Linked DNA regions of Mus musculus: all the other regions are linked to region 2. The links are chromatin loops, found by intact Hi-C in ENCODE. Cell type or tissue: left cerebral cortex. All regions are shown on one strand. Links, peaks and the distances in the headings refer to the core of each region. The heading gives the core; the rest is flanking DNA.

Evidence for each region. Peaks named below come from ENCODE experiments on the same cell type or tissue, not always from the same donor. Only the 100,000 strongest peaks of a DNase experiment are listed, where the experiment ranks them.
Region 1: it touches region 2 in a loop (6-fold over the local background); 4 of 42 quality-filtered maps call a loop at or near these places.
Region 3: it touches region 2 in a loop (4-fold over the local background); 2 of 42 quality-filtered maps call a loop at or near these places.

Annotation. Positions count from the first base shown.
Region 1 is chr3:55,515,652-55,526,501 of GRCm38, reverse strand. Dclk1 (doublecortin-like kinase 1) reads right to left here. Exons shown (of 17, transcript NM_001195538.2): 16 at 9,516-9,629. Among named protein-coding and RNA genes, the nearest start is that of Gm31796, 22 kb to the left of the region's middle. In left cerebral cortex, for the core only: CTCF peaks have their summits at 2,541 (motif pointing left) and 5,822 (motif pointing left); DNase peaks (open chromatin) are centred at 2,555, 4,494 and 5,810; H3K27ac peaks cover 2,416 bases.
Region 2 is chr3:57,199,887-57,210,736 of GRCm38, reverse strand. No RefSeq gene overlaps it. Among named protein-coding and RNA genes, the nearest start is that of Tm4sf1, 97 kb to the left of the region's middle. In left cerebral cortex, for the core only: a CTCF peak has its summit at 6,435 (motif pointing right); DNase peaks (open chromatin) are centred at 6,461 and 7,195.
Region 3 is chr3:55,536,875-55,547,724 of GRCm38, reverse strand. It overlaps Dclk1 (doublecortin-like kinase 1), which reads right to left. Exons shown (of 17, transcript NM_001195538.2): 17 at 8,657-10,850. Gm31796 (a long non-coding RNA gene) reads left to right here and starts at 4,380. Exons shown (of 2, transcript XR_375678.4): 1 at 4,380-4,823; 2 at 5,950-7,275. Gm25404 (a long non-coding RNA gene) reads right to left here and starts at 4,285. Exons shown (of 3, transcript XR_375679.4): 1 at 3,206-4,285; 2 at 644-728. In left cerebral cortex, for the core only: a CTCF peak has its summit at 5,187 (motif pointing left); DNase peaks (open chromatin) are centred at 4,581, 5,220, 7,574 and 7,781; H3K4me3 peaks cover 1,054 bases; H3K27ac peaks cover 2,763 bases.

The DNA.
Region 1 (10,850 bases), core at 1,517-9,516, 1.7 Mb after region 2:
TTCCTGGGTTGTTAAAAATGAAAACCTACAGACTATCTTAGATGTTGTCTGGTTACCCCAACTCTTCCTTTTATATAACCATGGGCGGGGGGCGGGGGGGAACAACACACATTCAACCTCAAAATTTCTTCTTTTGAGTTCAACTATTCACTTTTACTTTGGCAAAAATACCACTTTAAATAAGTCCCATCCTTATTCTCATGAAATTTGCATTTTTAATAGATGGTGCTCTTAATTTAGAACTAGCCTTCACCCTTAAACACAGGGGTGAGGAAACTTTGCAACAGGCCAAATAGGCAAGTTTTGGGTTTCAGGCTATGGTTCTCTGATACAGCTTATCACAATAGGGCGTAAGGAGCCACAGACAACATGACAATGAGTGGATGTAGCTGTATTCTAATAAAACTTTAAAATTAAAACAGGAAGAAGGCTAGGCTCCACTCATGTGTTGCAGCATGCAAATCCTCTTCTCAAGGACAACATTTTAAACATCACTGAGGCTTTTTAAAAAAAAGTTTAAAAGAAGGACAGTGAAGTACAAATAGCTACCAAAGAGTATTTAGCAGATACTGAATTGTCCAGAACCCCAGAGAAAGGAATAGACTCTCTTTTCAATTCATACCACTTGGGAGAGGACTTAGGCTTCGTGGTTTTCTCTTATTTCTAGATACATGTTGAAGTTACAGAAAGGCATATATATGATGTTGAAATTCTCTCACAAGAGGCTTCTGAAAACCAAATGAAACAAAATCAAAAGGAAACAGCCAGCGGTGTGGCTGGGTGAAATATGCCCAGGTGGTTCTCCTGTGCTTCATTTATATATTTTTAACTTATTATTATTTTTTTTCTTGAGGCAAGGTTTACTGTAGAGTCCTGGCTGGTCTGGATTTTGCTACATAGACCAAACTGGACCCAAACTCATAGCGATCCACCTGCCTCTGCCTCTCACGTGCTGGGATCAAAGGCATGTACTACCACTCTCAGCTATTCCTGACTTTTTTTGCCACAGCAATAGCTATCAAGTGCTCTGGGGTTTCTGAACCTGGCCTGAGCCATCACTCAGGGGACATTAAGGGACAACTGCTGGACCCAATGCTCACTGTCCTCTGGAAGCCAAAAGTGTCACCAAAGTTTGACTGGTTTTGAAATTTGTCTGTGACTTGCTGGATGCTCTAAACTCACCCCCCCCACCCCACCCCCACCCCCCTTGTTACAGAAGAAGCCAGGGGTTGCGATGGGAGCTAGAAGGAGCGGTCAATCCCATGCTATCTGCTTGCCTCTGGCAGCCTCTGGCACTCAGCACAAGGTCAAAGCAACTGGCCACAAAGCAGGCCTCCTTGGGCAGAGATCTCAGTGTGCTGAGGGCACTATCTGGCTTCAATAGGGACACCTCTTTCAAACTGCACCCAGCAAGATACACTTAATAGACTCCGTTCCTTTTAACAGCCAAGCATGACGGCATTTAATAGCCTCCCAAAGCCAGCGCCTGGCTGCCAGGGTTTGCCTCATTACTCACTGTTTCAGGAGGGGCTTGAAACCAGTATGCACATTTTAGTCATGTCATGCCTGGGAACCCAACCAGTTTTGTCCTGTTTCACCTCCATGCTTCATCCTATTTAGCATTTTCAAAGGACTGGCCTCCTGTGTTTGTTTGTTTGTTTGGCTGGTTCTGTTTTTATTAACCAAGTTAGTTCATTTTGGTCACGGTCCTGATGGTCTGCATATACTTCAGATGCAGAAGTCTCTTCTGCGTGTTCTCGGCCATGATATGGGCCACGGGGGACATCTGCACTTGAGAGAGGTAGAAATGATGCAACTAGACCCACTTTGGCAGCGGGGAGGGAGGTTTAGAGCAGGGTGTGTTTTCTTGTGACTTGCAGCAGGGAGAAGCAATGTTTCAGGCCTCAGGGGGCATGGAATAGCCCAGCGAGCTTGTGGGCTTGGGCTTTGGGTGGTAAGGCCTCCTGGATAAATGGGCCAGCCAGAAAATGCAGCCCTGGCTGTAGGTAGAAAGCAGAGTTGCTGAGAAAGAATCAGGGGCATGAAAAAGAGAAAGAAGAAAATGGACACCCCCCCTCCATCCCATCATGTCTCCATGATCGATAAAATGTCTATTAAGAAGTCCTCACTGATTTGGGGCACTGCAAGGAGCCGGTTTTAGCAGCTGACACCCTCATGTGAGATACTTTGTAAGTGCAAGTGGGACCCAGGAGTACTCTGCCCAGAACAGTGTGAACAGCCACAAGCACTTACAAACACAAGCGCTGGGACTGGGGTCCTCTGCCGTCAACGATTGTTTATATTGAGGAGTTGGCCTGCCACTGTGGGTAAATGAATGCTCCCACTTCCGTGGAGATAAAAGGGAAGCATTTGTGATCAGCGAGGAGAGCGTGTTCATTCTGGGGCTAAATGGCATTATAAAACTTCCTAATTAAGCATAGACGGCAATGAGATTTTAGTGTCATGTCTCCAGTTTAGCTTTACATACTGTGTACGCTGTTTAGTGCAGCAGTAACTATAAACATTGTTGTTACTGCCCCCAGCTGGAAAGCAGAGCGGTTTATGTGTGGAAGAAGAAAGAGATAATCTCCCATCTGCTCCCGCCCGTTACTCAGGGATGTGTCATTTTGTCTGCCGATGGGGACTGTCGCTAGGCTTGCAGTTAGTCTTTTTAATACTGGATCACGTGTATTAATTATTGTGTTTACTTGACACTTTGCTTCTACCCTTAATTCTATAAGTTTTGTAATTCCTCAGAATGTTCCTTTTTCTGAGATTAGATGAATTTATGGATGCTTTAAAAAAAAAAAACAAAAAGAATACAAATAAGTCCAGATGTAATTAGACACACTTGAGGCCTGTTTTTCACCATCTATCAATTCTACATGTAGACGTCTGGCTGATCCGCCCCAGGACAGGACACACAGGGTAAGAAAGGCTGCATCCACCACTACGGCTCGATTTGCATAAAGTATGAAAGGGAGCAAGGCTAATCACCACAGGTAGACTTCTGCTTAGCCTTTGCCCCTGGCACAAAGCCACACTCCGGAAAGGCCCTGAAAGGGCACTGGAAAGGGCACTGAGTGTGCACAGCATGGGCGGTCCACTGGGGAGATCAGCATTTGTGAACTGTGTACCCTGCTGCACTCTCTTCAGTGCTGGAAAGTCAAAAGCTGGGTCTGTGTGCAGGCGAATCATAATTAACTCCCCCTCCCCCAGAGCTAATTTGCTTAGGTAAATGAAACACTAGATGTGGGATCCCCTCCCTTGGACCAATCCTGAAGGCACAAAGATCCCTTTCTGGGAAATCCTCTCACCGAGCCAGGGTGTTTTCCTATTATAAGCAGACCTAGAAACGATCATGACTTTGATCATGATTTTGGTTATTTGTCTGAATATTCTGCTTTTCTAAGCCCTTTGTTTTGAGACCCTAATTATAAAAAATAATTAGGAGCAATAATCAAAGGGGAAATGTATATGTATTATAATATATAAAGTATATATGTATCTATATACACATGAACATATATATATATATAATTTTTTTGTGGTAAAACTTGGCAGTCTGATCCATGAAATGGTGTCAGGCAGATACTGTGCTGCGCCAACCAACAGACTCTATTATTTGAAAAACAAATGCCAAAGCTCGGGGTGCTTTTTCCTTGGTGAGTGCTATAACATGGAGCTTTTACCTGGAGATCATTTTGGAGACATTAAGGTGAAGAGAAGTTCCCTAGAACTTCTCAGAGTTCATGTCTCAAACCATCGCAAGCCATCACGCTTGTGGGTAACTCTAGAGAGATACACACACAATGCCCCTGGCAGGAGACGCCAGCGCCATTGACTGGAATCGGAAACGAGGGGACAGAATTCATAAGCTGGTTAAACAAAGTCACACTTCCCATCGACCCCCTTGCTCAAGCAGAGAAGCCAACTAAAGAATCTGACAGTTACAAAATTCAGAAAGTAAATTCATGCAGGAGCTAGTACATAGAGGGAGGGGGAAGGGAACGGTAAAACAGAAACAAAACGAAAAGGTGGAGAACTTGAAAACACAAGCTTACTGACACACACAATGCATTCTGTAGCCCGCTGTATTGGGAGGCATTTCTACTGCTAAGGTGTAAATGCATTGTCTCACCGTCTGAGAAGGTTAAGGCTGGGCTGGGTAACTTTAAAATGACAGTATATACTTCTATAGAACACACACTGAAGTGCTGCTGTAGTTCCATTTATTACAGGGCAGGAGAGCACTGGAAACATCATTGCTGCAATCAGCAACAACAGGCAAAGGCTTTGGCATCAGCACGGAATATACTGTCCTTTTAACCGTAAGGGGAAATCGATACTGAGCATGTGCGATGGAAAGAAAGCCGGCAAATGTCAGTGTGAAGAATGGGTGAAAAAAAGGAATGAGGGGGTGTGGCATCTCAATCAAGATTAAAATGAAACCGATAAAGCAGCATATGGACTGGGTAACAAATCAAAAACATGTTTATCCACTGAAGGAACTGGTAAATGGAGACTGCCAGCACGTTGCCATGGAAACACTGACTGTTGAGCTGCACCATCTCATACCTTATCCAATACATTCCTGGTTGTTGGTAGTAGTCCAAAGACCCTGATCTCTTGATGGTAAACCCGTGGTCCAGCTGAGCAGAGAGAAATGGGGCAACTCAGTGGATCAACATTGTGTTCCAGAATTAAGACTCCAGTCCACGCTCTTCATTAACTACGTACGTACGCACGCACACACAGTGATGGGGCCTTTCCTGCAGAGCAGCTAGCTAATAACATAATCTGCACATTGAAAGTAAAATAAAAATAAAGAAACACAGGACCCTTACGAGTATCCTGAATGCCAATTTCATAGGGTAGACTTGTCTGTCAATCAGGTTTTTTAATGTTTATACATTTAACCATGCCCTCAATTTCAAAAGATATGTAAACACCTCTCCTTTTGTTATACAGTAGAAAATATATGGTTAAACTGAAATCATTGTTAGTCACTGTGAATACAGAGATTGAACACCCTCCCAGTAAGATCCAGTAGGCTTAAACTCATTTTTTGTTTCAGCTTTATAATTATGAAACAAAAGAGGAAAGGAATGAGGCAAAAATCATAAGCATTTAGATTTAAGAGAGAGTTGACCTATATCTACATCTACGTCTATCTGTCTATCTGTCTGCCTATCTATCTATCTATCTATCTATCTAATAATACTCCTGAACTAAAGAAGATTTAGTTTCTCTGGGAAAATAAAATGAAATAGAAACACAGAAAAGCTTTCCATGTACATTAAAAAGCATGTATGTACAGTTAAGTGCTTAGCATTAACAAAAGACACAGTAAATACTACACAGGTTAAGTTCCCACTACTGTCCATTCTGGAATAAGATGTTAGCTTTTGGCTACCTGGGAATAAAAGCCTCAACTCCTAAGCCCTGCTGCTTGCCTGAGCCCTGTTCTGCCCACCGAGGATGCACCTTGCTTCGGAAGAGAGATTCTGGAGTCTTTTCAAGTGTCTCACTGATTTGACGCTCCTGACAGATTCTACTTCTAATGCACAAAAGGCATTTCAAAAACACGCCAGGGTCCTAGGCGTTTAAACTAGGAACCACTCTGAGATTCGGTGTTCTGATTGGAAACTAGGCTATCCTAGCGTTTGGAGAAAGCAACATGAGGTTTTAATCTTCAAAAATGTATCATTTCTTTTCTTTTATGAAAAGAAAATTGTAGCACCCTTGCTCTCTGGAAGGTGGTAGGTTGGCCACAGAGAGGGCGACCAGTTACTAGTTCTCTAGTGCCATCTACAGGCAGACTGCCAGAGAGCAGGAAGCAAGGGCTATTGAACCCGGCTTTCCAGTACCACAATTACTAGCTGATTAGTATGGATTTGTTCAATTAGACTGAAATGCTCTATTTGCATGAGCAAAATTCAAAAGGACAATGTTAAAGCATTAGGAAAATTATCAACTAAAACAATAAACAGCATTAAATGGGGAAAAAAATTGAAAGTGGCATCTTAGTCATGGGTTTTTCATCAAGCTGCACAAATCTAATCATGCCCCTCCCCCCTCCGCTCTCAGAGAGGCCACCGTTAGAATGTCATCTCTAATTCCACTTCGTGTCTATACACTGTATTTTAATAACCTTTTGTTTCCTCTCTCTCTCTCTCTCTCTCTCTCTCTCTCTCTCTCCCTCCCCCCACCACCACTTGCCCAACTGCTATGAAAGCTGGCAGGACAATGGAAACCTTAGAGACAGAATATCTATCTCAGTTTCATGCACAGCCTCGGATGCTCCACTGACCACACTACCCGACTCAATGACGCTCCATCAACCTCCCTCCTTTCAGAACAGCCCGATGACTCCCAAGAGCTCCAGTTGATAATTACTCTCCCAGCCAACTTGGGACCCTTGTGGAGCCTTTGTATGAAGCCATCTTGTAGCCTTCTTTTGGTCTCAATAATGTTTGGAATGAGAAAGAAGGCAGCAGAGGGGGCAACACGAACAAGATCACGTGGTTCAGACCAGGGGGTCTCCTGTGTTTCAGGAATGGCACTTGTGAGCAGAGAGTGCTTGCTGAGCCCATAGGCACCTTTGTTCTTGTGTCTCTCAAGAAACAGAGTATGCCATAAACTCCTTTATAACCATTGCTACTTTGTGCCAGGTAGATTTCTCACTAAAGAAAGACAAATCCCGCATAGAGACCAATGCCATACCTATTTGTTTCCAGAAAAGGAAAAGGAAAAAAAAATCTACAAACTGATACTCCAATCTAATTTTTTAAAAAAATTCCAGGAGTGCACATAATTTTAAAAAAACTATGTAAGATAAAGTCAATTTAAAGTCAATTTCATAGCCTCAGCCTCCCAGGAACATACATTTGCTCAGAGGGGGAAAATCTGCTTGAAGGAAACTTATTTTTTACTTTAATTCATCAAACAGAAGTAATCACCATGTTATATTTGTTGAAGACATTCTTATCATGGGGGAATAAAACCAGAATTATTAAATTGTCAAGTGGCCTCTGTAGACTATACCATTTATAAAAGGTATTTATTTCACCTTCCACTAAAGTCCTGTCTCACAAAAGAGTACTGCTTTGTAGTCATACTCAAGAGTTTGAAAGGGAAGATTATTTAATGATAGGGGTTTTTTTTTTCCTTGTGATAAAACTGCTACTAGTAGTCTTTATACTTAGGATCAGAAACAAGTTTATGGAATTTGCCAGTGTTATTCTGAAAGTTGAAAGCAAGGCAGTCATATTGGTCAGCTTCTAATTCCCAGCTCCGCCCCACGCCTGGAAGCTTCGCAGGAGTCCTCGTAGAAAGCACATGCTGGTGTGGGAAATGCATCCTGGAGAAGAGGCATTGCAGACCCTTTCTTCTGACATTGATATTTTTCATACTTGAGATGTGATTGACAGGGGTTAACATAAAGATTATACCGAAGTGCTGTGTAATGCCTAAAGCGACTTAAAGACTCACTGAACTCATGTGCAATTTAGAGTTACAGGGGGGGCTTGACTGCCGTGGAAAATATGTCAGAGACAAACTGAGACCTCTGTATCCAAAATAGCATTCATGCTGGGTACAGTGAGCCACACTCAGGAGACTGAGACAGGAAGGTTGCTTCAAGTTTGAATGAAGCCAGCAGGGACTACATAGTGAGTTCTAGGTCAGCAGTGTGTACAGGGCCAGGAGCAAAACAAACAAAAACAAAAGAAAAACGATTGCATTCAAAATGGTAAAGTCCTGATGCTTAGAAAACGTGTCGATGACCACTGATATTCTGTTGAGAGGTTTTGATGAAGTTATAAGAAATTCGTAAATATTTGGTTTCAGAATTTATCAGTGTCTAATTAAAATAGGATTTGCCCTCAAAGATGTATCCTGTGCTAACTGGAAAATCACGCAGAAGTCTCTATCCATAGTCATTACAGGACTCTCAGAATGCTTTAAACAAACCGTTACTGAACAGCTAAAGCAAACTTAACCAAAGACCAATTAAAATGAAATTATGGGGAAAAAATGGCCCAGGTGGGAAAAACATTCTCTGTAGCAGCCATGAGCTCCAAAGGGAGCAGAGAAACATTCCTTTTTGTGGGCATTTGGTGTTGACCACTCATTCCAAAATGGTGGCCCACTGGGGCTAAATCTTTTGGAATATCCAGACCTAAGAAAATAGAACTTTGTTTTAGCCGTGTTTTCCCGAGAGATAGAGGCTTGCAAAAATTCGTGATGGATGTTAGCTGATGACAAAGAATGCCGACATCCTGGAAAACATGGAGGGCAGTTGATATTTTTCCCCACTGAGTTTTGGAAAGAGATAAAGAGAGGCTAAAAGAACAACATGAGTGTGTAAAACCTCAGCGTTGCTGAGGAACATCCCAAAGAGTTTACATTCTATGGATAACCGTCAGTTTACCCATGTGTCATCACCCACAATGTACTGAAAAAGGTCCCTGGAGGACTGTGAGATTCCAACAGCAAGAGCAAGCACGTTTCCGTGCCTCTTGCAAAGTGAGGAAGCCCCTGCCAGACAGCTACTAATGGAGACCTGCTTCAAAGTGGTCCCTTTCATCAAAACCAGGAAGAAAATCAGAACACCGAGACACCGGTATCAAGGATTGACCAATTGCACACTGCGCATGAGCGGAGCAGCACGGCTGTCCGCAGCGTGAAATCTCTCCCAGGATCCCCTTATCGTTCTGCCTCAAGTTCTTTGTTGAGAAAAGGGAAAGAAACAGCCCAAGTGGGTCTCACACTGAGTGTGCTGCTAAGGCGTACATACTCTGGCTAAAGAGGAAATTGTTTAAAACTCAAGTTACGTGAGACGTTGATATATGTGCACTCTAGAATTTAACACCAGGAAGTTTGAGGTTTTAGTGTTTCTCAGACCAATTTAATCTCTGTTAGAGAAGCTATCAGATTACGTATAGTGTATGCCTGCGTGTGTAGAGCAGGAAAAAAAAATTTCAGGGCCCCCTCATCAAATAAAACGGTAAATGATAAACGTTGTCAACTAAACAAATTTCTAAGGAGCAAAACCTTGTGACTTCGCTGGGCGTTCCTGCGATTCGCTCTCTCTCTCTGAAAATCAGTGTTTACTTTCTGTTCTGTTTTGGCTTTCCTCTAGATTTGGCGTACATGCCTACATTGCTCCAACCTGACTCTGCTACGTTTCCTCCCTCTCAGCTTCCTTGTCCTTCCAAGTTTTATCAAAAAGACGCTGGACGCTTTACCTGGGAGTCAAGAGAGTCCAGTCTGGGGAGAGAGGGTTTTTTTTTCTTTAAAATAATAAATCATGAAATTAATATATGCTGCTAGATACCCTGGAGGTATTGGATAATGAGGCACCCAGGGAAACAACCCTCACACACACACCCTCCATTGCTGTCTGAAGAAATGACCCACTAGGCTGTCTCTGGGAGGAATCTCCCGGGGATGCCTGTCTCAAGGGGGAGGGCTGCTTTTAAAAGTTAGAGGTGGATATTTCAGATGCTTACTGCTATTACAGAAACTCCTGCTGCAGTGCTGCTCGGCTTGGGGCCTGTGTTGAAATGCTTCTTGATTTTGCCAGCTACTGACAGCTGATGCTCATTTTCTGGGAGACCATCATCCTAGAGGATAAAAAGGGCGAGAAAGAAAGAAAAAAAAAAAGGTGAAAGTGAGATCCTGGGAAGTGAGGTCCGAATCTCTGAATCAGGTCGGGGTCTTAGACTTGGAAGAGGTCAGAGACCAATCAACCAAGATTTTCTTCAGGAAGCTGTCATCAACGGCAACCCCTCCCCCACCCCATTCACTACCTTCCTTTTTCTGTCTGCATTTTCATTGCTGACCCTATACCATCAAACCCTTGGAGGTTTGTCTCCAAACATAAACTCTTCAGGTTACTAATAAAATCTATTTTCAACCTTGGCTCTATGTTTAAGGAAAAGATAATATGGCCACCCCCAAGTCCCCAAAAGTTAGTATGTCTTCCTCTCCCTCCTAGTCCATTATTTAGATCCAAAGCTAAGGAGACCAGCAGACCTGCTTTCATGCATGGTCATAAATAAACTCCCCCCCCCCCCCCAGCTGTTTAATTGGCCATTCTAAAATCCCAGACAACCCTCTGGGCAAAAAGTTATTCCCTAAGTTTTAAATCCTCTTTACTGCCTTCAGATCATCTGCAATTATGACTCTGCCATTATGACACAGTCCATGTTAAAGCTCCTTTTAGCTAAAACTTCTGCTGCCTTGGGAACGGTGGCCAGGGATGTAAGTATGCCTCGCCACTTACTAGTTCACGACTGGCCAAAGGCTGTGTGACCTTTGAAAGCAGAGACCGTGCTTTAGTCCCCATTGGATCCTTGGGTCTCAGCACAGTGCCTGAGCACACACCGCACAGTTAATAAATAATTATATCAGTAGATGAATGGACAGACAATAGGGTGTGTCTTATTATCTGGAAAAATCCAAACCTGAGAGAGATGTCTGCTTTCATTCCCTGATGTTATTTTTTCTTTCCCCTCCTCACTTTACACATCATTTCTTGTTTCTGTCCAGAAAAAGAAACCCACTGTCCCCCTCTGTCCCCTGCTATCCCCCCCGCTGTTCCCCAAGCATGACATGCATGCTTCCTGCATGAACCACTGTCTCCACATGGGGTCTGCTCCCCCTCTCAGCATCTGTCATTCATTTATCTAGTGGGTATTCACTACATGTCTAGATAGGACCAAGGTTTTACTGGTTAGTGTAGGAAATGATACTAAGTAGAAATATGCATGGGTCTGGTTCTTTGAGACTCTGGACTCTCCTTTTCTTGAAGACCTAAGTCCAAATGACCTGTTGTAAGACAT
Region 2 (10,850 bases), core at 1,601-9,600:
CTTTTGTCATCTAATTGCTCTGGCTAGAACTTCAAGTACTACATTGAATAGGTAGGGAGAAAGTGGGCAGCCTTGTCTAGTCCCTGATTTTAGTGGGATTGCTTCCAGTTTCTCTCCATTTACTTTGATGTTGGCTACTGGTTTGCTGTATATTGCTTTTAACATGTTTAAGAATGGGCCTTGATTTCCTGATCTTTCCAAGACTTTTATCATCAAGGGGTGTTGGACTTTGTCAAATGATTTCTCAGCATCTAATGAAATGATCCTGTAGTTTTTGTCTTTGAGTTTGTTATATAGTGGATTACGTTGATAGATTTCCATATATTGAACCATCCTTGTATCCCTGGGATGAAGCCTAATTGATCATGATGGATGATCATGTTGATGTGCTCTGGAATTGGGTTTCAGAGAATTTTTTTGGAGTATTTTTGCATCAATATTCATAAAGAAAATTGGTATGAAGTTCTCTATCTTTGTTGGATCTTTATGTGGTTTAGGTATAAGAGTAATTGTGGCTTCATAGAAAGAATTGGGTAAAGTACCTTCTGTTTCTATTTTGTAGAATAGTTTGAGGAGTATTGGAATTAGGTCTTTTTTGGAGGCCTGATAGAACTGTACACTAAACCCATCTGGTCTTGGGCTTTTTGTTGTTGTTGTTGGGATAGTATTAATGACTATTTCTATTTATTTAGGGGATATGGGACTGTTTAGGTCACTAATCTGATCCTGACTTACCTTTGGTAGCTGGTATCTGTCTAGAAAATTGTCCATTTCATCCAGGTTTTCCAATATAGGCTTTTTGTAGTAGAATCTGATGATTTTTTGGATTTCCTCGGGTTCTGTTGTTATGTCTCCCTTTTCATTTCTGATTTTGTTAATTAGGATATTGTCCCTGTGTCCTCTAGTTAGTCTGGCTAAGGGTTCATCTATCTTGTTGATTTTCTCAAAGAATCAGCTCCTGGTTTGGTTGATTCTTTGTATAGTTATTTTTACTTCCACTTGGTTGATTTCAGCCCTGATTTTGATTATTTCCTGCTGTCTACTCCTCTTGGGTGAATTTGCTTCCTTTTGTTCTAGAGCTTTTAGGTGTGCTGTCAAGCTGCTAGTGTATGCTCGCTCCAGTTTGTTTTTGCAGGCACTCAGAGCTATGAGTTTTCCTCTTCAGACTGCTTTCATTTTGTTTTTAAAGTTTGGGTATGTTGTGGCTTCATTTTCATTAAACCCTAAAAAGTCTTTAATTTCTCTCTTTCATTTCTTCCTTGATCAAGTTATCATTGAGGAGAGTGTTGTTTAGCTTCCATGTGTATGTGGGCTTTCTATTATTTATGTTGTTATTGAAGATCAGCCTTAGTCTGTTATGATCTGATAGGGTGCATTGGATAATTTCAATATTTTTGTTTCTGCTGAGGCCTGTTTGGTGACCAATTATATGGTCAGTTTTGGAGGAGGTACCATGAGGTGCTGAGAAGAAGGTATATCCTTTTGTTTTAGGATGAAATGTTCTATAGATATCTGTTAAATCCATTTGTTTCATAACTTCTGTTAGTTTCATTGTGTCTATGTTTAGTTTCTGTTTCTATGATCTGTCCATTAATGAGAGTGTGGTGTTGAAGTCTCCTACTATTATTGTGTGAGTTGTAATGTGTGCTTTGAGTTTTAGCAAAGTTTCTTTAATGAATGTGGATGCCTTTGCATTTGGAGCATAGATGTTTAGAATTGAGAGTTCATCTTTGTAAATTTTATCTTTGATGAGTAAGAAATGTCTCTTCTTATCTTTTTTGAGAACTTTAGGTTGGAAGTCGATTTAATTTGATATTAGAATGCTACTCCAGCTTGTTTCTGTGGACCATTTGCTTGGAAAATTGTTTTCCAGCCTTTTACTCTGAGATAGTGTCTCTCTTTGTCCCTGAGGTGGGTTTCCTGTATGCAGCAAAAAGTTGGGTCCTGTTTATGTAACCAGTTTGTTAGTCTGTGTCTTTTTATTGGGGTATTAAGTCCATTGATATTAAGAGATATTAAGGAAAAGTTGTTGTTTTGTGTTATTTTCATTGTTAGAGTTGGAATTCTGTTCATGTGGCTATCTTCTTTAGGTTTGTTGAAAGATTACTTTCTTTTTCTCCAGCTTAGTTTCCCTCTTTGTGTTGGAATTTTTTTCCTTTATTATCGTTTGAAGGGCTGGATTTGTGGAAAGATAATGTGTGAATTTGGTTTTGTCGTGGAATACTTTGGTTTTTCCATCTATGATAATTGAGAGTTTTGCTGGGTATAGTAGCCTGGGCTGGCATTTGTGTTCTTTTTTGGTCCGTATGACATCTGCCCAGGATCTTCTGGCTTTCATAGTCTCTGAGGAGAAGTCAGGTGTAATTCTGATAGGTCTGCCTTTATATGCTACTTGACCTTTTTCACTTACTGCTTTTAATGTTCTTTCTTTGTTTTGTGAATTTAGTGTTTTGATTATTGTGTGAAGGGAGGAATTTCATTTCTGTTCCAAACTATTTGGAGTTCTGTAGGCTTCTTGTATGTTCATGGGCATTTCTTCTTTAGGTTGGGGAAGTTTTCTTCTCTAATTTTGTTGAAGATAGTTACTGGCCCTTTAAGTTGGAAATCTTCCTTCTCGTCTGTACTTATTATCCTTAGGTTTGGTCTTTTCATTGTTTCCTGGATTTCCTGGATGTTTTGAGTTAGGATCTTTTTGCATTTTGCATTTTCTTTGATTGTTATATCAATGTTCTCTATGGTATCTTCTGCACCTGAGATTCTTTCTTTCATCTCTTGTATTCTGTTGGTTATGTTTGCATCAATGGCTCCTGACATCTTTCCTAGGTCTATTTCCAGAGTGGTCTCCCTTTGTGATTTCTTTATTGTTTCTACTTACATTTTTAGATCCTGGATGGTTTTGTGCAATTCTTCCACCTGCTTGGATGTGTTTTCCTGTATTTCTTTAAGGGAGTTATTTATTTTATTCTTATAGTCCTCCATCATCATCATGAAAAGTGACTTTAGATCCATATCTTGCTTTTCTGGTGTGATGGGTATACTAGACTTGCCATGGTGGGAGAGTTTGTTTCTGATGATGCCAAGTAACCTTGGTTTCAGTTGCTTCTTATGCTTGCCTCCTGCTATCTGATTATCTGAAGTGCTTGCTGCCCTCAATATATCTGATTAGAGCCTGTCCTTACTGTAATCCTGGTTCAGTCAGAACTCCGCAGAGTCCAGCAATCTCTGTTATCCTGTGATTCTGGGATCCTGTGAACCTGAGACTCAGTGTCAGAGTTCTTGGCAGTCAAGCTTCCTCTGAGACCCTGATATCCTGGTGTGACCAAACTCCTGGGATCCTGGAATCTTAAGATCCTGGGCATATTAGGGCATCTGGAAGTGGTACCTCCTCTGGGTACTGTGGGGCTGTCTGTTGTGTTAGAATCCAAGGTAGACCTGTACAGACCAGAAGAAACCTGAGCCGCTGGGCAGGCAGGGCTCCTGTGTCCCTGCTCCTGCTGGCCCCAGGCACTTCCAGTTCTGTTATGACAGATGTTGCATTCCACTTACCTGTGATCTTAAGATCCTGGGCATGCTAGGTCGTCTGGGGCATGGAGAGTCCTCTGGGGACTGTGGGACTGTCCTCCAAGTTCACGCCCAAGGTGGCCCAGAGCTGGCACTGCCTTTTATAATTAATTCAGAAACTTTTTCTATATAGGTTTTAAAATTTTCTAATTTGTTTATGTGTTAACAATTTATTCTAATATATTATTTTCCTTTTGCACAATTATTCCAGTATGAGAATGAATGAAGGGTAAAATAACTAAAGTATAGTTAATTTTAGGGTCTAATCGCTCCACATAGGTTTCTCATATTCTCTGGGCTATTTTCTTTTCCGCTTCAGCTGTTAATTTCCCTGCACTGTTTACATTTAAATCACCTTCCAGGTTTTGAATCAAATTACTTAACTTTTGAGTAATTAATCTAATAGGAGGGTATCACCAGTTAGTATTTCCCAATAACTTTAAAAAAATCTCTAATAGTTTGTAATTTATCTCTTCTGATCTGATTGTTTTGTTGAAATTGTTTGTGGACTCAGCTTAAATCCTAAATAGTTTATAGAATTTTCTTTCTGTATTTTTTCAGGTGCAATCTGTAGCACTCAGTAAGGTAACAACCTTTCTTGTTTCAGTGTACATTTTTTCCTAACAAAATATCACCCATGTAATGGTAAATAATACACTGAGGAAATCATTTACAAATTATTTTTAGTGGTTGTTTCACAAGATATTGACTCTGGGTAGATAGAAGGTAAAGGAATTCAAAGCTGTGAGGAACTCATAGGCTGAATTACTCTATTTACAGCTCTTAAATCTGTTAACACTCTCCATTGTCCAGATTTCTTTTTTATTTCAAATACAGGAGAATTTCAAGGACTAGTAGACTCCTCAATATGTCCAATTGTTCTTGCACCAGATGCTCAAGTGACTGTAATTTTTCTTTTGTTAAGGGCTACTGCTCTGCCTCTATATAGGCATATTGGTTAGCCATTTTAAAAGCAAGGCTATTGGCATATTATTAGCAGTGGCCTCTAGTCTAAATTTGCAAAGCCAATTCATGTTTTGTTCTGTCTATTGACAACCTATATAACCTATAATTATCCTTGATAATTTTTGTAATAACTTTTTCAGGACTATAAACCATTTAAAACACCATTTCATGGGCTGTTTCTGAAATTGAAGGAATATTAATTTGAGTTCCCTATTATTCTAATAAACCCCTTCCCCATAGGTTTATGGTTATGTCAGCCACATACAATTTTAACTTTTCTACTTGGCCTTCTGGCCTTAAACATTTAATCCAAACAACACTGCTTCACATGAGATGTGTTCCAAAATCTATAAACTGAGTGGAGACATCTCGAAATGGCCAATTTTGATTCCACGGTTTTTCAGAAATTATAAACACAGTAACCCCAGTGTCCATCAAACCTTTAATTTCAACATCATTTACCATTAACCTTAATTTTGGTCTTTCATTAATAATGATAGTTTGCCAAAATACTTTCCTCCCAGTACTTCTAAATCTTCTTGTCATATTTATTGAAGCTGCTTTACCTTTGTGATATGGAAGTAATGATAATTGAGCAGTCCTATCACTTGGCTATAGTTGTATAGTTTTCTTAACATAAGCCATGATTTAGTTTCACATTGATAATCTTCATCTATTAGTTCTGCCTGTACAATAAACCTGAGAGCTGTGAAACTACTTCCCAAAATATCCCTACTGGTTCTGTACAAAGACCATACACACCACTAGCTATTTTATAACAATTAATTTGTGGAGACAGTGTAAGATGTTTACCCACTGCTGAGTCAAAAGCAGCACTATCTGTAGCAGTAATACCATGCACTAAATCTCTAATACTGACTTTATGTTCTCTAGCCTTCTTTGTGAGCTATTTTGTTACTGACAGGATGTTGTTGGCTCATGTTGTTTGCTCTTGGGTGCTGAGTTGGGCTCTCTGAGTTGTGGTATCCTCTGGTAAAAATTTGCCTTAGACATCTCCTACTGATTGGCAGTCATTAGCCCAATGTCTGGCTTTTCCACATTTATTCCAAATTCTTGCTGTTATATTTTGATTATTTTGAAATGAGTCATTTCCTTTAGTATGCAAATTTTTACATTCTTTTTTCAAAATGTTCAAACTTCCAAAGTTAAGGCATCATGTTTTCTGAGAGTTAAGACCGTTACCTAAGGCTTGTCAAGTTAAAGTTGTATTATATGCAGCTGATATACAATATCAGCATCAGCTTTATTCCGTTAATCTAGATTGGCAAGTTGAATTTTTAATGATAGTTATTTGCATGTTCAAAAGCCAAAGATTCAAGTAGCACCTTTCTTATATCTGGATCTGCTATTGTTCTTCGCACTGCTGAAGTTAAGCTTTGCAGTAAGTCAGTGTAAGCACCTCCCGGACTTGTGATAATTTTACCAAAAGATGTAGTCATTTTTCCTGGTCCTCAACTCTATCCTATGCCCTTAAAGGCACAAAAAAAATCCCTTGTGCTATAGTGGTATCCTCAAGTTGTACCTATATGTCAGTCAGCAAATTGACCTTCACTTAAAAAACGATCCTATTATAAATATTCCTTTAGCCTGATTACATTGTTCTGTGGCCATTGATTCCTCTCTCCACCATGTAAGCCATTGTAATTGAGGACCAACTTCTAATATAGCTGTCATTAAATCCTTCCACTCTGTGGTATAATTCTATTCTGCATAGCCCGATTGTTTATTATCTGTCTCACAATGCATCTTTTAATCACCTTAAATCTGTCCCATCTATAGGTTTCCAATCAATCTGAACATAACCTTGAGGATGCTATCTGCGTGAATCTAATGCTTTGTTACTGAAAACACTTAAGGTGTTATTTTAAGACCCAGGCAATAATTCCTCCATGCTGGCACAAGGTGGCAGCAAAGATCTATGATTAAACACATCTCTTTTTTAATGAAAGGGCTCAGCTTGGTGTAACTCTTGTCCAAACACTGTTTTTGTTTTTGTCTTTTATACCTTCCCTCTTGTTTCAGGAAGTAACTTTTTCCTCCTCCATATCCTTTCTCTTGTTTTGGGAATAAACTCCTTTGTCTCAAGAGCTTTTCTACTTGTCTATTTAATATCTGAAGTTGTGCAGTAAATTCAAGGTCTTTTTCTAGGTCAATCTCATCTGCAGGAGGGGAAGGAAATTCCTCTCCTTACTTGTATCACTTCCAGTTTCTTCTGAGGTACCTTCTCATTTGTTGACAGATTAATCTGCTGTACATTGAATCTCTATATTTCTGACTTTTCATACTGTAATGGTTCTAAGACATTTGAAATTAAAGTACATAACAACTAAATATTTGTAGATATTTCATCCCCTTCTGGTGGGCCTATCTTAAAGACTTTAGCACTTGAATCCAGAAAAAATAAAATTTTATTTATTTTATTTTATTTTATTTATTATTCTTCAATAATTTATTCACTTTGCATCCCTAACATGGGAGAAGCTGGGACAGGATCCTTCTGGTTGCCATCTGCACCTAGAGTTAAGGCTGTTCCGCAGTCCTCTGTACACGGGGCCTTCCAGGAGAGAGCTGGTCTCCCAGGAGAGCTCTCACTCCTGGGCTCAGAGGTGAGATCTCCATTTTCTCTCCAATAACCGTCCAAAGCAGGACTGGCCAGGAGCACACAGGGCACAGGAACAGTGTAACAGCTGGGACAGGATTTTTCCGGTTGCAGTCTACAAACAGGAGCTAAAGCTGTTCCACAATCCTTGGTACACAGGTCCCACCAAAAGAGCTGGTCTCCCAGGAGTGCTGATGCAGACTTACAGGCCCACAGGAGGGACAAGCTCTAGCCAGAAACAGCAAGACCAACTAACACCAGAGATAATCAGATGGGAAAGCACAATAAACCAGAAAGGCAAGCACAAGAATGTTACCAACAGAAACCAAAGCTACTAGGCATCGTCAGAACCCAGTTCTCCCACCACAGCAAGTCCTGGATGCCCATACACACTGGAAAAGCAAAATTTGGATTTAAAATCAAATTTCATGATGCTGATAGAGGACTTTAAGAAGGACATAAATAACCCCCTTAAAGAAATACAGGAGAACACAGGTAAACAGGTAGAAGCCCTTAAACAGGAAACACAAAAATCCCTTAAAGAATTACAGGAAAACACAACCAAATTGGTGAAGAAATTGAATAAAATCATCCAGGATCTAAAAATGGAAGTAGAAACAACAAAGAATCCACAAAGGGAGACAACTCTGGAGATAGAAAACCTAAGAAAGAGATCAGGAGTCATAGATGCAAGCATCACGAACAGAATAAAAGAGATAGAAGAGAGAATCTCAGGTGCAGAAGATACCATAGAAAACATTGACACAACCGTCAAAGAAAATGCAAAATGCAAAAAGCTTCTAACCAAAAACATCCAGGTAACCCAGAACACAATGAGAAGACCAAACCTAAGGATGATAGGTATAGAAGAGAAAGAAGATTCTCAACTCAAAAGGCCAGGAAATATCTTCAACAAAATTATAGAAGAAAATTTCCCTAACCTAAAGAAAGACATGCCCATAAATATACAAGAAGCCTATCAGATCACCATGGACTAAGACTTCTGTAGCAACAATAACAATAGAAAACCCACATACACATGGAAGCTGAACAACAGTATACTCAATGATAACTTGATCAAGGAAAAAGTAGAGAAAGAAATTAAAGAATTTTTACACTAGCATTTTGATTGCACACTTGAAAGCTCTAGAACAAAAAGAAGCAAATAGCCAGGCGTAGTGGCGCATGCCTTTAATTCCAGCACTTGGGAGGCAGTGGCAGGCAGATTTCTGAGTTCGGGGCCAGTCTGGTCTACAAAGTGAGTTCCAGGGCAGCCAGAGCTATACAGAGAAACCCTGTCTCAAAACAAAACAAAACAAAACAAAACAAAAACAAAAACAAAAACAAAAACAAAAACAAACAAACAAACAAACAAAACAAAAAAACAAAACAACAAAAAAAGCAAATATACCAAAGAGAAGTAGACAGCAGGAAATAATCAAACTCAGGGATGAAATCAACCAAGTAGGAAAAAAAAAAGAAAGAAAGAAAAAAAATAACTATACAAAGAATCAACCAAGGCAGGAGCTGGTTCTTTGAGAAAATCAACAAGATAGATAAACCCTTAGTCAGGCTAACCTGAGAGCACAGAGACAGTATACAAATCATCAAAATTAGAAATGAAAAGGGAGACATAATAGAAGATGAGGAAATCCAAAAAAAATCACCAGATCCTACGACAAAAGCATATACTCAACAGAACTGGAAAATCTGGATGAAATGGACAATTTTCTAGATAGATACCCAGTACCAAATTAAATTAGAAACAAATAAATGATTTAAACAGTTCCATAACCCTTAAAGAAATGAAAGCAGTCATTCGTTGTATCCCCCGCTCCCCAAAAAAGTCCAGGACCAGATGGGTTTAGTGCAGCATTCTATCAGACCTTCAAAGAAGACCTAATACCAATATTCTTTAAACTATTCCACAAAGTAGAAACAGATGGAACACTACCCAATTCATTCTGATACCTAAACCACACAAAGACCCAACAAAGAAACAGAACTTTACACCAATTTCCCTTCTGAATATCGATGCAAAATACTCAATAAAATTCTTGAAAACCAAATCCAAGAACATATCAACACGATCATACAACATGATCGATTAGGCTTCATCCCAGGGATGCAAGGATGGTTCAATATATGGAAATGCATCAACATAATCCACTATATAAACAAACTCAAAGAAAAAAAAAACCACATGATCATTTAATTAGATGTTGAGAAAGCATTTGACAAAATCCAACACCCCTTCATGATAAAAGTCTTGGAAAGATCAGGAATTCAAGGTTCATACATAAACATAATAAGAGCAATATACAGCAAACTAGTAGCCAACATTAAACTAAATGGTGAGAAACTGGAAGCAATCCCACTAAAATCAGGGACTAGACAAGGCTACCCACTCTCTCCCTAGCTATTCAATATAGTACTTGAAGTTCTAGCCAGAGCAATTAGACAACAAAAGGAGATCAAAGGAATACAAATTTCGAAGGGAAGAAGTCAAAATATCACTATTTGCAGATGATATGATAGTAAACTTATGTGACCCCAAAAGTTCCACCAGAGAACTACTAAACCCAATAAACAACTTCAGCAAAGTGGCTGGATATAAAATTAACTCAAACAAATCAGTGGCCTTTCTCTACACAAAGGATAAACAGGCTGGTAAAGAAATTATGGAAACAACACCCTTCACAATAGTCATAAATAATATAAAATACCTTGGGGTGACACTAACTAAGCAAGTGAAAAATCTGTATGACAAGAACTAGAAGTCTCTGAGGAAAGAAATTTAAAAAGATATCAGAAGATGGAAAGATCTCTCATGTTCATGGATTGGCAAGATCAACATAGTAAAAATGGCCATCTTGCTGAATCAGTCTACAGATTCAATGTAACCCAATTCAATGAAACTTATAGAGGAGAAAGTGTGGAAGAACCTCGAAGATATGGGCACAGGGGGAAAATTCCTGAATAGAACAGCAATGGCTTGTGCTGTAAGATCAAGAATCGACAAATGGGACCTCATAAAATTGCAAAGCTTCTGCAAGGCAAAGGACACTGTCAAGAAGACAAAATGGCAACAAAAAGTTTGTGAAAAATCTTTACTAATCCTACATCTGATAGAGGGCTAATATCCAATATATACAAAGGATTCAAGAAGTTAGACTCCAGAGAAATAAATATCCCTATCAAAAAATGGGGCACAGAGCTAAACAAAAATTCTCAACTGAGGATTATGAAATGGCCAAGAAGCACCTAAAGAAATGTTCAATAAACTTAGGCATCAAGGAAATGCAAATCAAAACTACCCTGAAATCCACCTCACACCAGTTAAAATGGCTAAGACCAAAACTTCAGGTGACTGCTGATGCTGGCAAGAATGTGGAGAAAGAGGAACACTCCTTCATTGCTGGTGGGATTCCAAGCTGTTACTACCACTCTGAAAATCAGTTTGGCAGGTCCTCAGGAAATTGGAAATAGCACTACCTGAGGAACCAGCTATACCACTCCTGGGCATATACCAAAAAGATTCTCCAACATATAACAAAGACACATGCTTCACTATGTTCATAGCAGCCTTATTTATAATAGCCAGAAGCTGGAAAGAACCCAGATGTCCCTCAACAGAGGAATAGATACAGAAAATAGTACTCAGTGCAGTACTATTCAGCAATTTAAAATGATGAATTCATGA
Region 3 (10,850 bases), core at 1,125-9,124, 1.7 Mb after region 2:
GGTCTCAGTTTCTCTGTCTCTGTCTTTCTCTGTCTCTCTGTCTCTGTCTTTCTCTGTCTCTGACTCTCTGTCTCTGTCTCTCTGTTTATGTCTCTCTCTATGTTTCTCTGTCTCTGTCTCTCTGTCTTACTCTCTGTGTCTTTGTGTTTATGTCTCTCTGCCTCTCTATGTCTGTCTTTCTCTCTGTCCCTCTGCTTCTGACTCTCTGTTTCTCTGTCTTTCTCTCTCTGTTTGTCTCTCTGTGTCTGTCTTTCTGTCTTCCCTCTGTCTCTCTGACTCTATCTGTATCTTTCTCTGTGTGTCTGTCTGTCTGTCTGTCTGTCTGTCTGTCTGTCTGTCTGACTTCCCCAGCCTTCACCCACTGGTGACGCTTTTTTGTTGGCATCACAGTTCATCCTTCTTTCCCAGCATCTGCTCCTGACCTTCCTAGAATGCAGCCAGAGTGTTCTTTGAGAAGGGGATGTTGCCTCATCAGCCCTACCTCCTGCTTAAAGCCTATCAGTGGCTTCCCTCTCCCCAGGGATAAAGATAAATAACTTCTCAGCTCACCAAACCCACTCATCTGCCCATTCCCTCTCCAAACTCCCCAGAGCTTAGTGCCGAAGAGATCTTGTGATTGTTACTCTCTCTCCTACTAACCTACCTTCTGCTGCAGGATTGTCTCCCTCTCGCCCCGACAGCATGCCTGCAACTTTTACCAAGTTCCCAGGAGACTAATCGAGTATATCCTGAAAGATTAAATGGATAATGGCTAGGACGTATTAGAAAAACAAGACTCTGACACATGACCCATAGTTTCATGTCAAGGAAACTACATTAATACGTAACTATAATAAATTGCCCAGGAAGCCAGCTTGCTATAAAGCCAGATCTATAGGAAGCCAGGTTGCTTTCTTTGGTCACAATCCTGGAAGCGTAAGAGTAATTTCTAGAACAGTCAACTAAATGTCCATGCCTTGGCAGCTAATTTGAGTAATACTGGAAGCTTCTTTAATTTTCATCCCTATCTCTAACTTGGGAACCACCAGAGAAAAGCCAACTGTGTCCCTTAATGAGTCCCAAGGGATGACCCACTTCCAGCTAGCCCATCTCCAGTCCCCCCCTGAGCCCCCTATGTCTCCCACACTGTAGGCAGCCTGCATGGGAATACCCCTTTACAGTGGACTAAAACAGCACTGCAAAGCTCCCCGCTCCTGCCCGCATTTGAATCTCTGTTCCAATACAGTGCTGGTGGCTCATTCCCTCACATGGCGAGCTCAGTAAATAGCTTTGACATTTCCCTCTTGAGTGGTATTTATTTCTGCGACCTCATTTTCTACCTTCCAAAATAACTCAGCTGACTCGCACTAACAATCAGATCCTGTGAAATGCCCTCTGATGAGCCCCATGTTTTGTTTGGATTTATGGTTTTGGATATACGTGATATCTTTTCTGTCTTCGGGGTCTCCTCCTGCTAGGGAACACCAGAGGGGTTGAATCTCTTCTCTACCATATATGTGCATCTCCAAATGGGGATGGTCCCAAGTCTTCAAGGTTTCCACGACCACTGCTGGGTTCCGTTCCTAAATCACCACATCCAGCCTAACTTGTTGGTACTTTCTCCTCGCAGGCGCTCCAAAAGCACCTAGATCAATGTGTTCAAAAGCCACACCCCAGTTAGAGCTAGCTTCAGCTGCCAACTCGTTGGAAAGAGGGAACCTGAAAGATTTGTCTCCATCAAATTGGTCAGTGGGCATTTCCTTGACTAACTGACGTAGGAGCGTTCAGACTTATTGAGGGCAGCATCCTTCTCAGGCAGATGAGTCTGGGCTGAAAAGGGAGCTGAATGTGAGCCTGCGAGCAAGCCAGTAAGTAGCATTCTTCCATGGTCCTGGCTTCAGTTCCTGCCTCAGCTTCCCTTGATACCATATTAACCATATTCCAAATAAACTCTTTCTTCTCTCAACTTGCTTTAGGCTTGAATCCCATTCGTGTGCAGAGATGCACACACACACACACACACACACACACACACACACACACACACACACAAACCCTTTTAATCATAGCACAATTGCCCAACTCCCCAGGTAATATTGCTAACTGCTGGTGATCACTTTTGCCTTCTTTGTAGTTCCTGAGGGCATTCACTTCTCTCTGCCTTATCGCTGCTGCCTCTTTGACGACCTCTGTTTGGTCTGATTGGTCTGACTCGTACCCCATAAACTCATATTTTGAACATATGGTCCCCATCTGGTGGCATTGTTTGGGAGCCTGTGGGAACCTGTAGGAGTTGGGGTCTAGCTGCTGGAAGTAGGCCTTTAGGACTGGGCCTTTGAAGATAAGCCTGCCCTGGTTTTAGCATCTCCCTGCTTTCTGGTCCTCTGTCATGAGAGGCACCACCACCATAAGCTTTTGTTGTCATGGACTTTGCTATGCCTTCCTCAGCAAAAGGAACCATGATCCCAAATAACCCTTGCCTCCCCTGAGTTGCTTTGTTTGTTTGTTTGTTTGTTTGTTTCTGTCAGATAGTTTTGAGAGTTATTTTTTTGTTGCTCTGAGAAAACACCATGACCAAAAGCAATCCAGGGAGGCAAGAGTTTACTTCTGGGTGAGAATCCATAATGGCCTGTGGCAGGGCAGCAAGTGATCAGAGCAGGATTCTTGGAGGTGGAGTGAGGCTATAAGCCCTCAAAGCCTGCCCCCCAGTGATGGACTTCCTCGAGCAAGGCTGTCCCTCCTAACCTCCCCAAACAGGGACACCAACCAGGGACCAAGTGTACAAATCCTCAATTCTGTCGGAGACATTTCCTTCCAACCACCACAGCACTAAAGCCCCCAACCTCACTGTCTCTGGAGTATCACGTGGTCTCTACCTGGTTTTCTACTTGTCTGATGGCCAAGTGAGATCTCTGCTCAGGTGTCTAGCCAGCAGGATGACCATGTGGGACCAAATTTATTGCGATTTATGAACCCAAGAAGTATATTTAAAGCCATTCTTTTATTTGTGGCTTGGAAAAAAAAAAAACACCCTGGAAAGCCACGTCTGCCCATGGAATTTCCAAAGCTTGCCTTGGGTCTGCATCTGTTGCACAAAAGTCCTTGCTTACACTTCCACGTGTCGTCTTTTCCCGCCTGGGCCCCACTGATGTTCGCTGCCTCACAGATGCAGGACATGGCCAGACCCCTCTGCTCTCCAGAGATAGAGGTGGGGGAATGCACTTACCAGCAGAGACTCTCCTGTCAGTCATATCAACAGGAAGAAAGAAAGTCAATACGAGGGTAACTGGCTGACTGCTCAAGTGGGCCCCATGTGGAAGGGAGATAACGGTCTGGGGATTGCACATATAAACATTTTTAAGATGCCAATAGCCAGCAGGCAGCCATTCACATCAGATAGCTGTGAAAAGCATGACTGTGTGGAAGAAGGCTGGAGACACAGACCTCCCCCCACTCAGAAAACCCCACAGCTTGATTGGAAGAAACAAGAAGAAAGGAGCCGAGTTTTCCTTTCCAGCCACAGACTCTACCCTCCTGATTTACAGCAGGCTGGGTGCTCAGATCTGAAGTTACTGCAGCTGCCTGTGTGCTGGTGTGAATGATGAGGCATCGGGTAAACAGAACACTAGGGGCCAGCTCCATCCAGCAGCTCCATCCCTAGTTCCCACAGTCTGTTAAGAGGCACCGCAGGATATAGTAGTAACGTCCAGGGTGATGCTGACTGACAGCAGCAGACCGGCAACACTGTGGGATGCTGGTCCATGCAGTTGCTCATCACAGCACATAACACACATGTGCATATATGCGGACTTATACGCCTACACAACTCTACCCATCTACACAAATATTTATAAACCAAGTAATTTTTAGGCAGTAAAAATTTGGGGAGAGTGCAGAGGGAACCCAGATGAGAGGAAGTAGGCCCAGAGAGGGGATACAGACTGACAGAATTCTTGACTTGATTCCATGATAATCTGGACCCTGTCTCACCTGGAAAGTTCCATCTTGTCCAGAAAGTCCTGCTGACCAATTGAGGACAAAGCCGGGACTCATTTCTTGAGCCCAAGGGCACCCATTGCCTGTTGGACTTTAGTTCAGGGTATGGGGCAAGAGTGGGGTGGAATGGTCACAAAAGCTATAGGCAACTGACACCGAGCCTACCTAAAACCTGTCTGTAGACAGATACAGTACTGGCACTTGCTGAGGTCTGGAGGCTTGCTCAGTTCTTCCCAGCTCTCCTGAATGTATTTCTGGGCATTCAGGAATCAGGAATACAGGTGATAGTTGCTTCCCTTTCCTTGGGTTTTCAGCTGATGTTTTCTGTGCAAATATACTGAGAAGGGAAGGTTCTATTGTCAGATGGCTCTGTGTGGCAGTGTGGTGAAGCCACACCTATCTGTCAGCAGCGTTAGTGGGGAAAAGCGTGCCAACGTGTGGGCATTCTAGGAGAACCCACAAAAAACACCTGGAAACAGAGAGACTTTGAATCAGTGGGTAGGTACCCATGGCAGTGTGGGGCCGCCCTCTCATGCAGGGAATCTTCGGGTTCCATTTCCAGGGACCAATGCAAACCCTTACTTTCCTCTAAAGAGTAAGTAGGAGGAAGCAAAATCAGCTTGCTCGGGAGACAGGAGCTGACTTCAGAATATTATTAAAAGACGTGGGAACATCCACATGGTGAGGGAGGAAATTGAAAATGTCTGGGTTGGTTGGGGCCTCGAGTTAGTTGTTGAAAATGAAAGGATGTGAAGAGTGATGAGCCCACGCCGACCGAGCGACAGGCTCGCCGCCCACGCCGCCCGACAGGCTCGCCGCTTAATCAGAAGAACTCAGCAAATTAATAGGTGAGTCTGATGGAAAAATGAAACCTCTCTCGGGGAGAACATTAATTATCACCCTGTTCTCAAGGAAAGGTGACAATGTGGATTTGTCTAGGAAGAAGGTAGGAGAGAGCGATTTTCAGGGTCAGTGGGTCTCCCCTTCTCCCTCCCTCCTTCTTCCCACCCTCTTTCTCCTCCTCTCCCTCTTTGCTCCTTTTTTTTTTTTTTTATTTCTCCCCAAAGCAAAGAGAAATAACCCAGGAGAGAAGAACGTTTTCCCCCTGGGAAGAGAGCCAGGAGCTTTGCAAGAAGGACATCTTCTTGAGAAGGAACTGCATGTGGCCGAGTCTTTTGTTTGCCGGGGAGGCCGCCCTCTGCTGACGCTGAGAAAGCAGTTTGCATTGAGATCAGGCTGTGCGCACTACTCTCCGTTACTCTGTGTTGTATTAAGCCTTGTTTTTTCAGGCTGTGCTTTGCCTTGGGAAACTGCATTTTACAAGCAGTTTTTTACTCCGTTTTTGAAGGCAGAGGAAGACTGCAGCCTCTGGGTGGACCCAGAAACTGCACCTTCTGCCAGGCACCACCCATCCAGCATACATGGATAAGTGGCTTATTCACGGGAATAGAAAGGGAGCCGCCTTGTACATTTATTGGCAGTGAATTGAGATTATAGAGGCACACTGGTGCATTAAGGTTATAGATGGAAAGCAGCCCCTGAGTGGACATGCCAGACTGAAGAAAGAGTGTACCTCTCCCACCTGGACTCTATAAAGAGATGAACACCAAACACTGCAATGCCCTGACTGCATACCAACCTACCATCTAATATCTGCATGCCTCAAGTACCACAGACTCACCTACTTGGATTAATTAGCCTCCCTCCCCCAGGCCATCCCCTTGCAGGTTAGAGCAGCCTACTGTGCCTGCCAACCCATCTGTTTGTACCTAGACCTGACCTAGTTCCTGCTCCAGACCCAGGCAGCCTTTCTTGGTCTACTTCATTAGCTTATCTATACAGACTTTTCCGGAACTTCTGATGCTTCTCAAACCCAGTTGCAGCTGCTTTAACCTGTATCCATATCCATCCATCCATCCATCCATCCATCCATCCATCCATCCACCTATCCTCCCCTCTTTTTCTCTCTCACAGTTACATGTCTGAATGGAAACAAGACAACTCCCATCTCAGGCCTGGCCCAGGAGGAAGTGGAGCAAGATGCCTCTTAAGGAAGCCAGCCCAGGAGTCCTGAAGATGCTATGCCAGAAACATTGACAAAGATGTGGTGTCATCCTACAATGTCAGAACTGATTGCATAACAATAAATTCATGAGGTTTAATATGTTTAATGACAGCAGTCTGTCATAAAACCCATCTGACTAGGCAGCCTAGCCAAGGAAAATATGGGTTCTTTTATTCCCATATCAAATACTAATATTAACTTCTCCACACACCCCCCAACATACACACAAGACAGAGAAAAGGTAAAAATATATAACTCACACTGGGTGTGAATGTGGGGTCCCAGGCTGAACTTCTGCTGTGGGTGTTTGATAAAAAGTCCTTCAAGGGGATCTGGAAAGTCCAAGAAGAACGGACAAAGACGTGTAGCTTGAGAGGGGGTGTGCTGATAGAGCTATTTATGGTGTCTTACTTGTGTTCACTCTGTCAGAAGGGCACAGTAGTCTTGAGTGAAGAATGTGTATGGGGCTAAGAACTTTGCTAAGTCCACACACTCACCCAGAGCATCCCTTTGGAATTGCTTTTAAAGAGTGCAACAATCGATCAATACTTCCTTTCCTTTTCAACGATCCATAAGACACCTCACAGAAGATAAGGCTGTGTCTCCTCTGCCTTTAGTTTCACCAGCTCTCTCTTCCCTCACCATCTCCCTTTCTTTTCTTCTTTCTAATGGAGTGGGTGGACCACAGGTCTAGTTACAAGTGACTGATGTCTAGACTGCAGGCAGCCAACGCTGTCTACACATGCTGGGAGCTAGTCACAAGCTGGTAAGGATGTGCCCCTGACAGACTGGTGTTTGGCCATCTGTGAACGATAAATCAGTAGCTCCATACAATGACCAAAGAGTAGAAGATTATTTCTTGCTAGAATGAGGGTCTTTTGTACAGAAATAATATGGTTTCCTTTAGCCTAAACTATGCATCTCTTGCTCATAGTGGGTCTTGGTTAAGCTTGTTGAACGGATGGACATATCCCAGTATTAATGTAGGATAAAAAGTTTAAAACATTATGCTAATTCCAGATGGCAGAGAGAACTCTGGGATGCCTTCTACCTCAGAGCCCAGGAGCTAAGCCAAAATCACCATGGGGTATGTGTGCCATCATAAGAGCAGATGGCAGACACACCTTTTCAAGAATCAAAGTTGCTATGAACATATGAGGCTAGGCTAGGTGTAGACACGAGTCACCTGAATGTCGAACCAAGAATCCCAATAAATGGCATCTTTGTCAGCTCAAGTATAGTTTCTTGTTTTGTGAGTCTTTTGGACCAGAGCAATAAAAATAAAAATAAAATAAAATAAAATAAAATAAATAAAATAAAATAAAATAAAATAAAATAAAATAGGCAATATTTTTCCTAAGCCCAAATGAAGTGCCATCCATGCTTCTGGCTCTCACTCAAAAAACACTTGAATGAATGATCTGAAGTGCAGGCAAGCTGGCTTGGACATCTGTCGCAGTGCTGATGGCCAGCGTGGATCTGGCTGTTCCAGCTGGCTGGGTGTGTCTTGTCTTAGTGCCCGTCTTTGGGGAGACCGGACCTGGCTACCACTTAAGACTTACGAGGAAAGGCTTTCTTAGTTGGTTCAGGAGATGTGTTCTGAAAAATCCCCACGATGCTTCTGTACCTGTTTCTCACAGCCCATTGACCTCTGCCTTCCTAACTGCTCGCTTTGTGTACATCACACAGCACCTATCCAGCTCCCTAGCCTAAGTGGCCTGCGGTCGGGTCAGGGAAGGCTGCTCCTTCCCAGCCCCCATGTGTGGCAGCTCTATCATCTCCAGCACCAGAGTTGTAACCGAGACTCCCCCCACCGGAAGTTTTGAATGGCAGATTTTTGGCAAGCCCATCAGTTTCATAAAACAAGATAACGGTCCTTAGGCAGCAATTGCCGTGACCATTGTATCAAGGAAATTGCCAGAAGAATCTAGAAGATTCTTCTCTATGGAGAGCAAAGGGGGAAACAGGGGCTTCAACAGCCCATGGGTGGCTGGGAAGGTGACAGTTAATTTTACACGAGCTTGGGAGATATTCTGGCACCTTCATAAAGGTGACACCAGGGAGCCTATGATCACTCTTGCTGGCTGACTTTTCAATCTCCTGGCACTGAAACCCCAACAGGAAAGAACTTTCTTCCATCATACGGTGCTGCAATTTTCTCTAAGGTCAAAACTGAGCTTGGAATGCCTAATGGGGAAGGTCAACAAAATGGCAGCTAATTACAGGTTAGCATCTAAAATAGCAGTCTCCTCTGGAGAGCTTGTGCGTGTAGGTGGATGGATAAAATAAGGCTGAACAGCATTGGATTTCTCTGTGTTTGTCCAAGTCACTGGCCAGGCCAGGGAGGTAATATATGAAAAGGGACATTTTTGGAATAGTTGATTTTGAATTATGTTCATGAAATATATACTGTGCTGTGGAGGACATGTGGGAAAGCTACATTTTGACCGCATGACTAATTTTTAAAGCCTCGTATACAGAGTACCCCACCCCCAACCTGGAACACAGCTGGGTTATTCCTCTCTGGACTGAATGTGGCAATTCCAAGTGAACCGATATGAGATTTTTACCATCATGGCAATGTAAACCAAGGAGCTGGCCCAGCAACGAAGGGCATTGTGAATAATTTGTACACCAAGAGATATGACTTTATTAGTTTAAGAACATGTTTTACATAAAAACAGGCAACATCAAAAGAGCTCGTTTGGTAAATGAACATAATATATCACAGATGATTTCATTCCACATTCACCTACAATTTATGAGCTTAAACTGAAGGATTAGGGGGGAAATTGGATACCATTCCACCTTTAATCATGGGGACAAATTGTTTGAAAGTTATTTCATTGGGATTCCAAAATCAGACACTAACCTACGTCATCCGATCCATGCAGCAAGTGACAAGGGCAGACTCTCCAAAGGAAATGTTGAATTTGTTTTCTCCAAATCGAAACCTTGAGGGAAACTTGTTAAATGTGTCAAGTCCCCAGCCCACCTCTTTAGTATGCAGGGGCAAAGTACTATTCAATTTCACACTCAAGTAATCCTCTAATAATTTTCTTTCAGCCAGAATGAAAAAGGCTAATATTAATTTCCTAATAAAAAAATTTTTAAAAAGTTGTCAAGGATATGACTCTAACCTTGAACCAGCTTCAATTTCTCTTTATTTATTCTTTGAACACACCAAGGATTTAATGTCAGGGGCATGTAAGAGAGCTATTCTGCTCTGTCCCTGACTACAGCTGAGTGAGTTGGAATGAATGAGCATTGTTAAGTTAACACCACTTTAAAGTCCTACTCTTGATACCAACAGTTCTGAAGGCTTAAGCACTAATTACTTAAAATTAATAAAGTATGTCACAGTCAAAACTATACAATTTTACATTAAAGTAACATTAAGGGTCTCAGTTTAATTGACCAAAAAAAAAAATGTTGAGGAAATTTACAGGTATGAGATTGCCTTTTCTTGACAGAAAGCAATAAATCCACACCCCTTGTCTCTTTGGGCAAACTGCATGATCACAACACCTGCCAGTTAGATGCTCACTTACCGGAAAACTGACCACAGAGGCCCCCATGTTAGAGCCAGCAACAGAAACAAACAAACAAAAATGCCTGAGCCCAGGCACTCAAAAACCTCTACCTTAGATTTCCTGTTTCCCATCAGGTTATGACCCTTAGTGCTACTGGCTGGCTGGCTGGCTGCATATTTGAGATGATTAAAAAACAAAAGAGCCACTTAAAGCACCTCCCCCATCTGTATGTAATTACATACAAACTAAAGATTCCATCTGACGTCCCAGGGTTCCAGTTCTTAGTTGCTCCATGTGTAAGCACCGCAGAGCCCAAGTGTAAAGCACGTTTGTAGTCATCCAATGTTTCATATGTCCTCAAGTTTCTCTGATTTATTTGCCTTTAAACAGGAGAGTAGGAAGTGTATTATTTTACGCTGGCTTCGAATCTGAGTTGACAAAAGTGTTAATTGTGGGGGCTCTTTGGACCGCTATTCTCCCAACAGACTAGAGTGGCTTCATGAAATCTGATGATTAAAACCCCGGAAACCCAGATATCCAAAAGAAGCATGTATCTGACCCTCCACACAGCGTACAACCCCGTGCTCCCCTGGGTCAGAGAGTTCTTTGTGCGAATTTCCAATGGAAGTAGCAGGTAGCTCATGGGAAAAGTGGACCTTTGAGCTGATCAAGTTCAAGTTCTTAAAATCTTTGGACAGAGGGAGAAGTGTGTGTGTGTGTGGGGGGGGGGGGCAGAGAAAGAGAGAGAGAGAGACAGACAGACAGACACAGAGAGACAATCATATAGTAATTAACAAGTTAAAATAATAAAAATTATTTTATGATATGTGTTAGGTGAGCCAATTTGAAAAGAACATATCCAAATGAATAATTGAATAATTATGTTAAAATTACCATCTTGGATCTTGGTGCATTCCAAGACTCTGGGATCACAATGAAGGCAACGTACCAGACGTCTCTGTGTTGACTTTTCCTCGGGAGTGGAGAAGGGTGAGATGTGCCCCCCTCACTCTTCAGCACAGGCCCTGACTAGCAAACTTCAGCCTGAGGCACATTTTTATGGTCAAATTAAAAACCTTCCAGAATAGAAGTTTATCATGGAAACACTGACAGGGCTTTACCCAGAGAAGGACTAGAGGCAGTGCAGTAATGTGGAGACGATTCCCTCTCAGCACAACTGCACTTCAGCACGGGGGATAGAGTTGTCTAGCCCATGCCTTTGGCCAGCAAACAACCATGATTTAACGGGCTTGAGTCCTGGTGATTCGGTAGCTCGG